Linked DNA regions of Homo sapiens: region 1 is linked to region 2. A link is a contact called in ENCODE Hi-C data. All regions are on one chromosome and are shown on one strand. Each heading gives the region's core, a stretch centred on a gene start or an enhancer-like site at or near the end of the contact. The rest is flanking DNA. Distances are from core to core; before and after follow the strand shown.

What was found. A loop is a pair of places that touch in the nucleus more often than their neighbours do. Pooled maps may share reads with other maps.
Region 1: a map of naive thymus-derived CD4-positive, alpha-beta T cell shows a loop between it and region 2 (9-fold over the local background). The contact joins the promoter of C3orf33 here to the promoter of SIAH2-AS1 in region 2. A Hi-C loop is called at or near these places in 1 of 168 maps with a recorded cell type or tissue (naive thymus-derived CD4-positive, alpha-beta T cell), 1 of 37 single-sample maps with no recorded cell type and 2 of 50 pooled maps.

Annotation. Positions count from the first base shown.
Region 1 is chr3:155,804,312-155,810,490 of GRCh38, reverse strand. It overlaps C3orf33 (chromosome 3 open reading frame 33), which reads left to right and starts at 4,213. Exons shown (of 5, transcript NM_001308229.2): 1 at 4,213-4,352. The coding sequence starts at 4,239. RefSeq lists a silencer at 3,929-4,278.
Region 2 is chr3:150,757,398-150,763,510 of GRCh38, reverse strand. SIAH2-AS1 (SIAH2 and CLRN1 antisense RNA 1) reads right to left here and starts at 1,574. Exons shown (of 3, transcript NR_187306.1): 1 at 1,531-1,574; 2 at 1,104-1,172. It overlaps SIAH2 (siah E3 ubiquitin protein ligase 2), which reads left to right and starts at 342. Exons shown (of 2, transcript NM_005067.7): 1 at 342-1,078. The coding sequence starts at 662. RefSeq lists a silencer at 1-816 and enhancers at 1-871, 2,688-2,787, 4,022-4,081.

The sequences.
Region 1 (6,179 bases), core at 2,964-5,463, 5.0 Mb before region 2:
CCTGCCTCAGCTTCCTGAGTAGCTGGGACTACAGGCATTTGCCACCATGCCCTGATAATTTTGTATTTTTAGTAAAGTTGGGGTTTCACCTGTTGGTCAGGCCGGTCTTGAGCAATGGAGTACCCTTAAAGCAGAGGTAACAGACTAAAAGAATGTAGTTTCTGCCTCAGGGCATATCCATACTTAGTGCAGTATGGTGCCAACCCTTAATTTTAGTTTTAAAACAGGGAGATTTCATATAAAAATCTAGATTTCCAGCTTTTGTTTTCTTTTCTTTTTTTTTTTGAGACGGAGTTTCGCTCTTGTTGCCCAGGCTGGAGTGCAATGGTGCGATCTCGGCTCACCGCAACCTCTGCCTCCCAGGTGCAAGGGATTCTCCTGCCTCAGCCTCGCAAGTAGCCGGGATTATAGGCACCCCACACCATACCCAGCTAATTTTTGTATTTTTAGTAGAGGTGGGGTTTCTCCATGTTGGTCAGGCTGGTCTCTAACTCCTGACCTCAGGTGATCTGCCCTCCTCGGCCTCCCAAATTGCTGGGATTACAGGCGTGAGCCAGCGCTCCCAGCCCCAGCTTCTCTTTTAAAAAGCTGAAGATCTCACCATATCTTACTCTAACTGGTAGAAGTTGGGTATAGTCCCATGTTGGGGTTTTGCCAGGCAAGTGCAAAAGAGGCAGAGGAAGATGAGAGGTCAGAAAGCTTTCAAAGGAGTAATTGTAAGGATAAACTATTGAGTCTAAGCTGGGTAATACAGCAACTGAATTCTAGAGGGAGGTGATGAATAGATCATGGTGGTTCAGTGGACTGGCATCTCAATTAACTCAAAGGATTATTTGTAATGGGTATTTTTACAAGTGAGCCAGAAGAACTGAAAGTTGTTTCAGGAGAGTGAGGTGTTAGCACTGTGATTGTGGATATGGTAATTTCTAGTGAGGAAAAGTTCCAAGGTGTGACTATAGAAGTGGATGGCTGAAGTGGGGAAGAAGAAAAGGTCACTGGGCATGACAGTCAAACAACTAAGAGATGAGAACAATGAGAGGAATTCAGATGAAGATAAAGTCTTTAAGTCAGATGTAAAATCTTCAGTGAATAAGAGGGAGTCATAGGAAATCACAAGATCACAGCCCCAATGAAATCCTGAAGAGGATGAAAAAATGATAATAGTTTGAAGAGCAAGGAAATCATGACCTCATCTGATCCTGAGGTATGTTGTGTAAGAAAAATAGAATGGTTGACTTTGAAACTGGGAACCAAGGCTAGAAACTGGGGTGAGATTCTCATGAAATATTCAACTTTTTTCTTTTTCTTTGGTCTCTGGGAACACTTACATTAGTATCCAATCATTTTTTTTTTTTTTGAGACGGAGTTTTGTTCTTGTTGCCCAGGCTGGAATGTAATGGTGCGATCTCAGCTCACTGCAACCTCTGACTCCCGGGTTCAAGCAATTATCCTGCCACAGCCTCCTGAGTAGCTGGGATTACAGGCATGCGCCACCACACTTGGCTAATTTTTTTGTATTTTTTAGTAGAGATGGGATTTCTCCATATTGGTCAGGCTGGTCTCGAACTCCTGACCTCAGGTGATCTGCCAGCCTTGGCCTCCTAACGTGCTGGGATTACAGGCATGAGCCACCATGCCCAGCCCTCCAATCAATTTTTTAAATGATAATTCCACCTCATTAATTTCAAACATTCAGTAAGAGTCTATTACAGATATGTTCATGGTATTGTAGGAAATTAAGGGATGGGGCAGTGAATCTAAGTGTGGCTTTTCATGTATATCTCTCTGTTGAGGTCATGTAATCATCTTATTCAGTGAGTTTTCAGAAATTACCAGCAGGAAAAGGAACAGTGTGCCTTGGTGGATCTAACTCAGGAGCATAAGTCTCTGATTAATCTGCAGAAGTCCTGGAACAAGCACTAGATTTCTCACATCAATGCATAGTGAGGTGATGCTGAAACATTATTGAAGGAGACTTAAAGACATTTAGAGGACTTAGAGATGTCCAGGTGGCTGACATCTGAAATATTAAGAAAGACTTTGGGATGGAAAGTAGGCAGAATGGACTAACCTGTCTTCAACTAGGACACTGAAAATGCTAGCAGATAGGAGAGAAGAGGTATGGGACATTGGAAAACCAAAAGGAGTAATGTTAGGCAAATGATTGCCTAAGAAATCCACACTTCCTTTCCTTTTATTAACTAAATTTATTTTAAATCTAGTAACACAGAGATATTTTTATTTGAAATAGTGATTATGGATTAATATGTATCTTTGTAGATGGATTTTCCCCAATATCATTTGTGTTCCACCCTTGATGGAAATTTGTAGGTATTTTTGTGATTTGGCCAATTGCCTGTATAAGAGACAGTGTTGTGGTTAACTGCACAGAGTGAGCCAACTGGCTGAGTTGAATGCCTGCACAACATCCCAGTTTATCACTTCTTGGCTAGGTGACCTTAGCTACTGCCTTAATCATTCTGTGCATACTTGCTCTGTAAAACTGGGATTAATAATAGTGCCTACCTCATGAGTTGCTGGGAGGATGAAGGGAGTTAATGTCTGAGAAGCACCTAGAACAATACCTGGCGCATAGCAAGCAAGACCCAAGTGTCAACGATTCTTATTTACTTACTTTCTTGTCTTTTCTTTTTATTGAGACAAGAGTCTTGCTCTGTGGCCCAGGCTGGAGTGCAGTGGTGCGATCTTGGTTCACTGCAACCTCTGCCTCCTGGGTTCAAGCGATTCTTCTGCCTCAGTCTCCTGAGTAGCTGGGACTACAGGCGCATGCCACCACGACTGGCTAATTTTTTGTATTTTTAGTAGAGATGGGGTTTCACTGTGTTAGCCAGGATGGTCTCGATCTCCTGATCTCATGATTCAACCTCCTCAGCCTCCCAAAGTGCTGGGATTACAGGCGTAAGCCACCACGCCCGGCTGTTATTTACTTTCTATTGGCTATAACACAGAGACAATACACTCCTTGAAGCCACCACTCATAATATGTATTGTTAGGAATACAACATAGTCTGTTTTGACTTTTAAAGGTAATATTTGCATAAAGTAAAAAAAAAAAAAAAACTCCAGTAGTATAATTGCACTCTCCAATATAATAGCCACTAGCCATATGTGACTAAATTAATTAAAATTAATAAAGTTAAAAATTCAGTTCCTTGATTTCAGTAGCCACATTTCATGCAGGCAATACCCACATGAAGCTACAGGACATTTCTATCACTGAAAAATGTTTATTAGAGGTGGCAGATTGTGAAACCTCTTGCCCTTTCCTACCTTCCGTTTCCCGGGGTAGTCACTGTTACTAGTTTCTTGTATAGTATTTAGTATTTATTTATTTTTTTAGATGGAGTCTTGCTCTGTTACCCAGGCTGGAGTGTAGTGGCACGATCTTGGCTCACTGCAACCTCCGCTTCCCAGGTTCAAGCGATTCTCCTGCCTCAGCCTCTTGAGTAGCTGGGATTATAGGCGCATACCACCAGGTTCAGCTAATTTTTGTATTTTCAGTAGAGACGGAATTTCGCCATGTGGGCCAGGCTGGTCTCGAACCCCTGACCTCAAGTAATCCGCCCGCCTCGGCCTCCCAAAGTGTTGGTATTACAGGCAGGAGCCACCACACCCGGCCTCAATATATATTTTTATTACATAAATGTTACCATATTATTTGCACTGCTCTGTATCTAATTTTTGTTTTATTTAAAATGTATTAACTACTGTTTTCTAACAGCTCAAAGATTTAGAGCATGTGATATTAGGCTTTCAGAGCAGCTCTTAAAACTTTAAAGCACAATTTGAATATAAGAAATATGCATAGGTTTCAAGGACAGGTCGTATTTGGTTAAAAAATATGCATATGCTGTTCCTTGGGAGCAGGTGGAAGGAATGAATTACTTCAATTTCCTTCCTTGTGTGGCACCTGCGAAAACCACGTTGCAGCTGAGTGAATTGAAGTCACCAGCTGACAATCATCCTACTAGCTTGATAGGGAATGCTTCAGCCCCCACAGTGCTGCTCAGAGATCTCCTGCATCGTGGAATCACCCTGCATAAAAGCGGTTGGGGCACTGTTAAGACGTCTGATATCTGGGGCCCGCCCACTGGCGACTGCAGGTCGCGGGGCCACCCCGGTCCGCGGGGAAGGGGACCCCGCCGCCTTCCCGAGGTGAGCGGCGCCCCCTGCCGCCAGCCGGAGGAGCTCAGGGCCGCTCGCAGGAGGCCGGGAACATGGCGGGGCAGCCCGCGGCCACCGGCTCGCCGTCTGCCGACAAGGACGGAATGGAGCCCAACGTCGTGGCTCGGATCTCGCAGTGGGCAGACGACCACCTGCGCCTAGTCCGGGTACTGGGGCCACGCAGTCTGGGCGGGTGGTGGGCGCGGGGCGGCACAGAGCGACCCTGAGAACAACGTGAGGCCTCAGGCGTGGATCCCGCCGGGGCCGGGGAGCGACAGAAAACTGCGGGGGAATGAGCTCGAGAGGGCGACATCGCGAGTGTCGTGTGTGCGGGGCTGCAGAGGGCCGGGGGCGGGCCAGGGGGCCAGTTCGGCCTCATTATTACAAGGACTGTTCTGGATCCTTGCTGGGCTGTAGGGGGCACCTCAAAGGGTGAGACGCAGCCCAGCTCGGGGATGCCACCTGGTCCATTAGAGCATTTGGGGAGGGCCCAGAGAGGAGACCGAGGAAGAGCAGGGAAGTCCTGTACGCCTTGGGAGAGAGCATTTCTAATTTTTATTTATTTTTAATTTTATTTTTTAGGGACACGGTATTCCTCTCTGGCCCAAGCTGGAGTGCAGTGGCACGATCATAGCTCACTGCTGCTGCTCCACCCACTTCGGCCGAAAAGATCCTCCCACTTCAGCCTCCCGAGTAGCTGGAACCACAGGTTGCGTGCGCTACCCCATCGACTACTTTCTTTTAGAGTTAGAGACTGGGAGTCTTGCTATGTTGTCCAGGCTGTCCTCCAACTCCTGGCCTCAAGTGATCTCCCACCTCAGCCTCCCGAATAGATTTCTTTTTTTTGAGACAGGGTCTCCCTCTGTCACGCCTGGAGTGCAGTGGCACCATTATGTCTCGTTGCAGTCTCCACTTCCTGGGCTTAAGCAATCCTCCCACCTCAGGCTCCCGAGTAGCTAGGGCTACAGGCACTTGTCACCACACCAGGCTAATTTGTTTTTTGTTTGTAGAGGCAAGGTCTTCCTGTGTTGCCCAGGCTGGCCTTGAACTCCTGGTCTCAAGAGATCTGCCCGCCTCGGCCTCCCAAAGCACTGGGATTGTAGGCATCAGCCACTGGTGCCCTGCCTTTTTTTTTTTTTTTTTTTTTAAGTGAAGCACTAAGCCTCTGGAGTTGAAGCAAGAGAGGGACATGTTAGGCCACCAGGCAAGAGAGGGTTGTGGCTAAGACACAGAATTGTGGTGATATGAATTGTTTGGGTGTGAGGTACAAAGAAAGAGGTCCAAGGAGGCTGGTAATAGTTGCTGATAAGGAGAAGGAGTTGGAATAAATGATTTATTGGGGAAAATCTAGAGAACTTTTTGGACACGTACATGGAGATGTGCAAATTTGGAGATCATTATTAGACTTCTAAGCAGAATTGTAGATGCTGTCCTTGGCAACTGGATATGGGGTCCGGTGTTGAAGGGAGATCAGAACCTGACATAGAACATTGGGAATGACCTGCATAAACCTTAAGTAGCATTTAAAGCCGTGGGCTTGAATAACATCTCAGAGCAAGTGAGAAAAGCTACTGAAGAAGCCCTAGAATTTGGGGGATTATAACATTGAGAATCTGGGGAGTAAAGAGGAGGTCAGCAAAGACTAAGAAGAAGCAGACAGTGAGGTAGTAAAAAAGTCAAGACAGCCAGGTGTTCTAGAAGCCAAGTGAAGAAAATGTTTTCAGAAGGAATCATTAACTTTAAAAAATAATACTGGAAAGTTGAGTAAGATAACTTTGCAAATGCTCTACAGCCAAGCAGCACAAAGTCCAAAGCCATGCCTGTTTTCACTCATCATTGTAGCCCCAGTTCTTAGAGTAATGCCTGCTACTTAGTAAGTGCTAGATAAATATTTGTAGCATCATTGAATGGTAAATAATATATGTGTTAATTGGTGAAAACTCATTTCTTCCAGTTAAGCAGTAATAGATGCATGGGTTATTTCAAATTAAAAA
Region 2 (6,113 bases), core at 325-2,824:
CTCCCGCCCCGCCTGAAGTTGCCTTTCTCGTTTGAGCTGAGGGACGCGTCAGCCAGGCACCCCGGGGTGTGGCCAGAGGACTTCGGCGACGCTTCCCCGAGAGTAGCCCCCCTCCTCAACCCAGAAAAGACAACCCCGCGGGGCTGCAGCGAGCCAGGCATGCTCACTGGCGCAGGCCCGGCCCGCAGCCCGAGCAGGAAGCGCCGGCGCTAGGCGGCCCCCTGCGCTGCCAGCTGGAGCCGGGCGGAGCCAGCGCCCCGGCGCAGGGTGGCTCTGCCAGTCCCCGCGCGCCTGGGCGGCCGCACACGTGTCCAGGCGTCACGTCCGCGCGCGCCCCCGGGGCTTGCGTCAGCGGCTGTTCCAGAAGCGGGTGGGCCAGGGCTCTGCGCACCGCTGGGGTTCGGGGCCCGGGACGCCGCCGGGAGGAGGGCACCGCGCGGGGTCCGACGCGGAGGCGTGCTCGGAACGCCGGGGGCTGCGGAGTGCATCAGCGCGGTCCAGCCCTCCGCCTGCCGGGCGCCGAGCGTCTCCGCCGCCCGGACCTGGGCTGGGCGCCGTGGCGTTGCCTCGGAGCTCGCTGCCCGCGGGGCGCGCACCGCCTTGACCCGGGCGGCCCCGCGGCAGGCAGGCGCCCGCAGTTCCATGGTTGGTTCGGAGCGCGATGAGCCGCCCGTCCTCCACCGGCCCCAGCGCTAATAAACCCTGCAGCAAGCAGCCGCCGCCGCAGCCCCAGCACACTCCGTCCCCGGCTGCGCCCCCGGCCGCCGCCACCATCTCGGCTGCGGGCCCCGGCTCGTCCGCGGTGCCCGCCGCGGCGGCGGTGATCTCGGGCCCCGGCGGCGGCGGCGGGGCCGGCCCGGTGTCCCCGCAGCACCACGAGCTGACCTCGCTCTTCGAGTGTCCGGTCTGCTTTGACTATGTCCTGCCTCCTATTCTGCAGTGCCAGGCCGGGCACCTGGTGTGTAACCAATGCCGCCAGAAGTTGAGCTGCTGCCCGACGTGCAGGGGCGCCCTGACGCCCAGCATCAGGAACCTGGCTATGGAGAAGGTGGCCTCGGCAGTCCTGTTTCCCTGTAAGGTAAGCCCAGGGACAGCCCACGTACCTCCGCCGGTGACCTCAGGGACTCCGGTATCCGCCAGCCCACTCGCAGGCCCGGAGAGGCGGGCGGCATCTCTCATTTAAAAAAAAAAAAGAAAAAATGTTTACACTTCGTCCACCCTCCCTCAAGCCCACTTTGGGTGTAGGTCTGGGTTGACATTTACCGAGTAATAATTGTTAATAGACAATTAACAGATTAATTGGCATTTGCTGATCGTTAGAACATCGTAGCTCACCCGGCCCAATGCCCGCGTCCTCTGCAGACGTGTATTCGGGTACTCTCGGTAGGGCTGGGCCGCACCAGTAAAACTTGGACCGAGAAACTGACTGTGTGGGGATTGAGGAGGGAGGAAACGGGCGAGCTAAACGCCCCCTTTACCAGCGCTGGGCTCGGCTGAATTGATAATTGGAGTCCTGCACCCCGCGCCTACCGTCTGCGCACCCCTGACACGTGGGAGCTCTCGGGATTGTAGCTAAAAAAAGGGCGCCTACAGCCTGTTTTCCTCTAGCTAGAAGAAAACCCTGCAAGCCACGCCTTTTTCTCTCCTAGCCTTCCAAAGACTGGGAAGGACTGAGGAGTTGTGGCTGCGTTGTTGTACTAAGTGGGGTGAAAACAGTCAATCAAGAAATTAACAAGGGCACTCAAGAGCTGTTGTTACAGTTGTTTAAAGCTCATCACTTCATTTTTTATTTAATGTAAAAAGTTTTCAATGCCCTTGCGAAAAATGCAAGCCACCAAGACAAGAAGTAAAATGAAAGACCAAGATCTCTCCCCTCCTTTCCCACCATTGTTAGGTTTAGTGTGTATCTTTTTAAACTATATATACATACACCCTCGCAGCTAAATATAGAATCATAGATGTCAGTGTATGTCAGGGAGGTTTTTTAATACCCACACATAGATGTAAGTTTTTCTCCAAAAATGGCATCTGCAACTTGCTGTTCTTAAATTCATATTATCACACATATTTCTCTATGCCTGAAACCTAGTCGACTTCATTGTATTTTAAATGGCTGCATAGTATTGCATTGTGTGGTCATATTATAACATTTGTTTACCTGCAGCTATTACGTGGAAACCTTCAGGAGCAGTTTCACAGACATACTTGTCTACGTTATAACCTAGAAGTATACTGTAAAGTCATTTTCTGAAATTAGAAGTGGAGATAATGTCACTAATACTTTCCAGTTTTTTTGTAAAAGTAACTTGCGCTGCCTCTTGGGCCATTTAAGCTGTCTTGCATTTCTCCTTGGTGCTGCTTATTTTATAGGACAAGAGCTCATTTTTAAATTAAAAATAATCCACCAGAGAATTCAGGCTTGGGACTCAGGTCAGTAAAATGAGTGCTTTAATTTGGTCTGCTGCCCTGCTGCAAATCAGGTTTAAAATAGCATATTTAAATAAGAGTTTGAATCGGTGTTTGGACTAGGGTGTTTCAGGCAACCTTAATAAATTGCTGTTAACCCCTCCTCATATAGTGCTTACTAATTCACTCAGCCCAGTTTCTCAAAATTTAGATAAAGTATTTGCATAGTTGTCTTAGGGTTGTGAAAAAGGTGACAACCTAGTGGTTGGAAAAGGTTTGGTGGTAGTTAACATAGAGTGGCTATTTGATGCTTGAGATATATTGCAGGGGTGGGGGATGCCCCATAGGATTTCTGGGGAGCCATTTTCTCACCCCTTTACTTTCCCTTAAACGCGCAGCGGCTAACAAAAGAAATGGCTTTTAGGTGAGTTTTAGTTCACAAATGAGCATTTGATATTAGTCAGTAATCCATAATTTGTTTTTAAAATGTAACCATAATAGAATTGTGTTGTTCCCAAGAGAAAGGGAAGGAAACAGTTATGCTATATGGAGCATGAAGTTTCACTTTCAGGATCTAGAACTCTGGTTCCTATGAAAGCATACGTTCTTTCCTAACGTGAAACAGGCTACTGAAATCAACCTTGAAGAGTAGTTCTGGGAATCAGGGGTTCTCAGCCTTTCTGTACATGTCAGTGGTTTTCTGAGTCTCTATTCTATAAGAATGCAGTGGGGTAAAGCTATTACTTTGCAAGCTGAAATTTAAAAGGGCCAATTATTCCCCTGCAGACCAAGAACCAAGCTTAGGATGTGATCTTGGGGATGCTTTTGTGTGTGCATGTGTGTGAGTTGTATAAAGCTGGGGTGTGTGTCCCTCACCTTTGGTTGATCAATAATCCAAACTATTGGCAGGGCAGCTCAGCCAGTTAGTCTGGATAAACCAAACTTGAATGTATACATAGGCCCAGCGACCAACCAAGATGTGTTAGTTGTAGAGGATGAGAAACAACAGAGAGCCGTAAGGCCTGTATCAAACTTAAAACAAGGCAGATCTGTTTACCTAGCCCTTTGGCCTACAGTTTGAGGCTCCTAGAAATTATGGGACTGCCTTTTTACTGTCCCCACCTGCTCTCAGAATCTCTCATGGGCTGGCTCATGTGAAAAAAACCAACGTTGAATAAAGTACCAGAGCCCACATCTCAAGAGCTGCCACTGTTTGCCTGAAAGACCACCTCCCAGGGCCTTGATTTCCTCATCTATACAAATGAGAGATGAATCTGCTTGACTTCTAAGGACCTGTAGCTTCTAGCATTCTATGAAAAGAAGGGAGGCTATCTGGAATGTTATTGGATGCCCTCTATCTGCCAGTTACTTTGCAGGGGTCAGCTTTTACTAGTTTGCCTTTTTTTTTTTTCAGATGAGGAAACTCATGCCTACAGAGTGGTTAAATGTGAAGTGACTTGTCAAATCACACAGCTAGTAAGAGGACCAGTCCAAGCACCTGCATCTCAAAGGCACAGATGTTTTGTCCTACACCTTACTACGTAGGGATTTCGAATCTGAGTGTATACTCAAGATTCTGAATCATAACTCAAGGTTGACACCAGTAACAAAACCGTCTGGTTGGATGAGTTCACCAGATGGGCCTCTTATGGGACCATCCCAAAATGACAACATACATACTCACTATGAAATTCATTGGCAGGAATTTTGTAGGGCATGTAGGGTAGGAAGATGGGAGGGTGGGGGAAACCTACAAACCTAGTATTTTGTGGGGTATCATCACAGCTCTGGACTGCTTCAGTTGGCAAAAAAATGGATGTATTGCCAAATAACTATCCCACTTAGGTTTAGGGTAATTAATTAAAGGCTAGAGTGTTGCCAGCACCTTTGATATGGGGAACCGGATGCATTATTAGCTCAGATCTTTGGGTGTGGTGACTCATGCCTGTAATCCCAGCACTTTGGGAGGCAGAGGTGAGCAGATCACCTGAGGTCAGGAGTTCGAGACCAGCCTGGACAACATAGTGAAACCCTGTCTCTACTAAAAATACAAAAATTAGGGCCAGGCGCAGTGGCTCACGTCTGTAATCCCAGCACTTTGGGAGGCTGAGGTGGGTGGATCACCTGAGGTCAGGAGTTTGAGACCAGCCTGACCAACATGGAGAAACCCCGTTTCTACTAAAAATACAAAAAAGTTAGCTGGGCATGGTGGCACATGCCTGTAATATCAGCTACTCAGGAGACTGAGGCAGGAGAATTGCTTGAACCCGGGAGGCAGAGGTTGCAGTGAGCCAAGATCACGTCATTGCATTCCAGCCTGGGCAACAAGAGTGAAACTCAGTCTCATTAAAAAAAAAAAAAAAAAAAATAGCCAGGTGTGGTGGCAGGCACCTGTAATCCCAGCTACTCAGGAGGCTGCGGCAGGAGAATCGCTTGAACCCAGGAGGTGGAGGTTGCAGTGAGCTGAGATTGTGCCACTGCACTCCAGCCTGGGTGACAGAGCAAGACTCTGTGTCAAAAAAAAAAAAAAAAAAATGGAATGTCTAATAGTGTATGGCTTTCTTCCGCTTGGGGTATTTTTTAATCCATTCTGTGGCTTGTTCCATGCCTGAGAACTTTTGACATCCTGTGCCCAGACTTAAACTCACCCCTTCAGTGTGTGGGTTTAGGGGGAGAAGTGAAGGTTGACACATTCATATCAACAACATAGTCTACTTTACCATCCAACGATGTATTTTGATATCAGCCAAGTATTTCTCTCTACAACTGTGAGCAATGCTAATCCACTCCAGCCTTCTTACACTGTAATGATACCTTTTCTTTGTCCTCTCTGAAAGTTTCTAGTAGCATATCTCCAAATAATTATTGAATTTGAAAGCCTCAGCTGGACAAGTCTTCTCTGTGGTTGAATTGTGACAATGTCTGTGTTCCTTAAAAAAATAAAAAATAACATAAAACCAAGTAAGGTTAGACAAAACAGTTGAAAGTTTAAAATCCCTTGGCCTCATCTAGTTCAGTGGAGACAAACTTTCTAAATGGGAGGAGGGCCATGTAATGAGAGGAGAGGAGAGGAGAGAAGTATTTGATGCACTCATGGCCTCAGGGTCAGGGAGACCTGGAGGAGCAGTGGAGATGGTGGAGAGCCAGAGAACAGGTGCCACCTCCCAAGAGGCAGCCTTTACTCACCTCTGGCTGATTGGTGGGGTTGGGGATGTGGGTACAGGCATATCAGACCTTTAGATTTTTTTCAAGAAAAGCCAGAAATCTGGATCTTTTTTTTTTCCTTTAAGAGATGTCATCTCACTATGTTGCCCAGGCTGGTCTTGATACTCCTGAGCTCAAGCAATCCTCCTATCTCGGCCCCCCAAAGTGCTGGGATTACAAGTGTGAGCCACCGTGCCCAGCCTGGATTTTTTTTTTATGTTAAATATCTCGATTTTTTTTCTAGCATTGGCTGACTTCACATGTATAACCACCACTTGCAGACAAAGCGAACCACCACGTCTCCAGGCCAAATTCCAGCTGCCAGCATGCAGCCTCTGATCTGATTCTCTTGTAGAAGCATTCCTTGAGCCTGGAAGTTCTCATTTAACTCTTGCCATACATGAACTTTGGAACTCTGTTAGGCCCTAACTGTTGGTGATTTTGTAGCTTGTTTTCTTTTCATCTTCATTTTGCCAAGAGAATATTATTTTCTGGCCATCAGG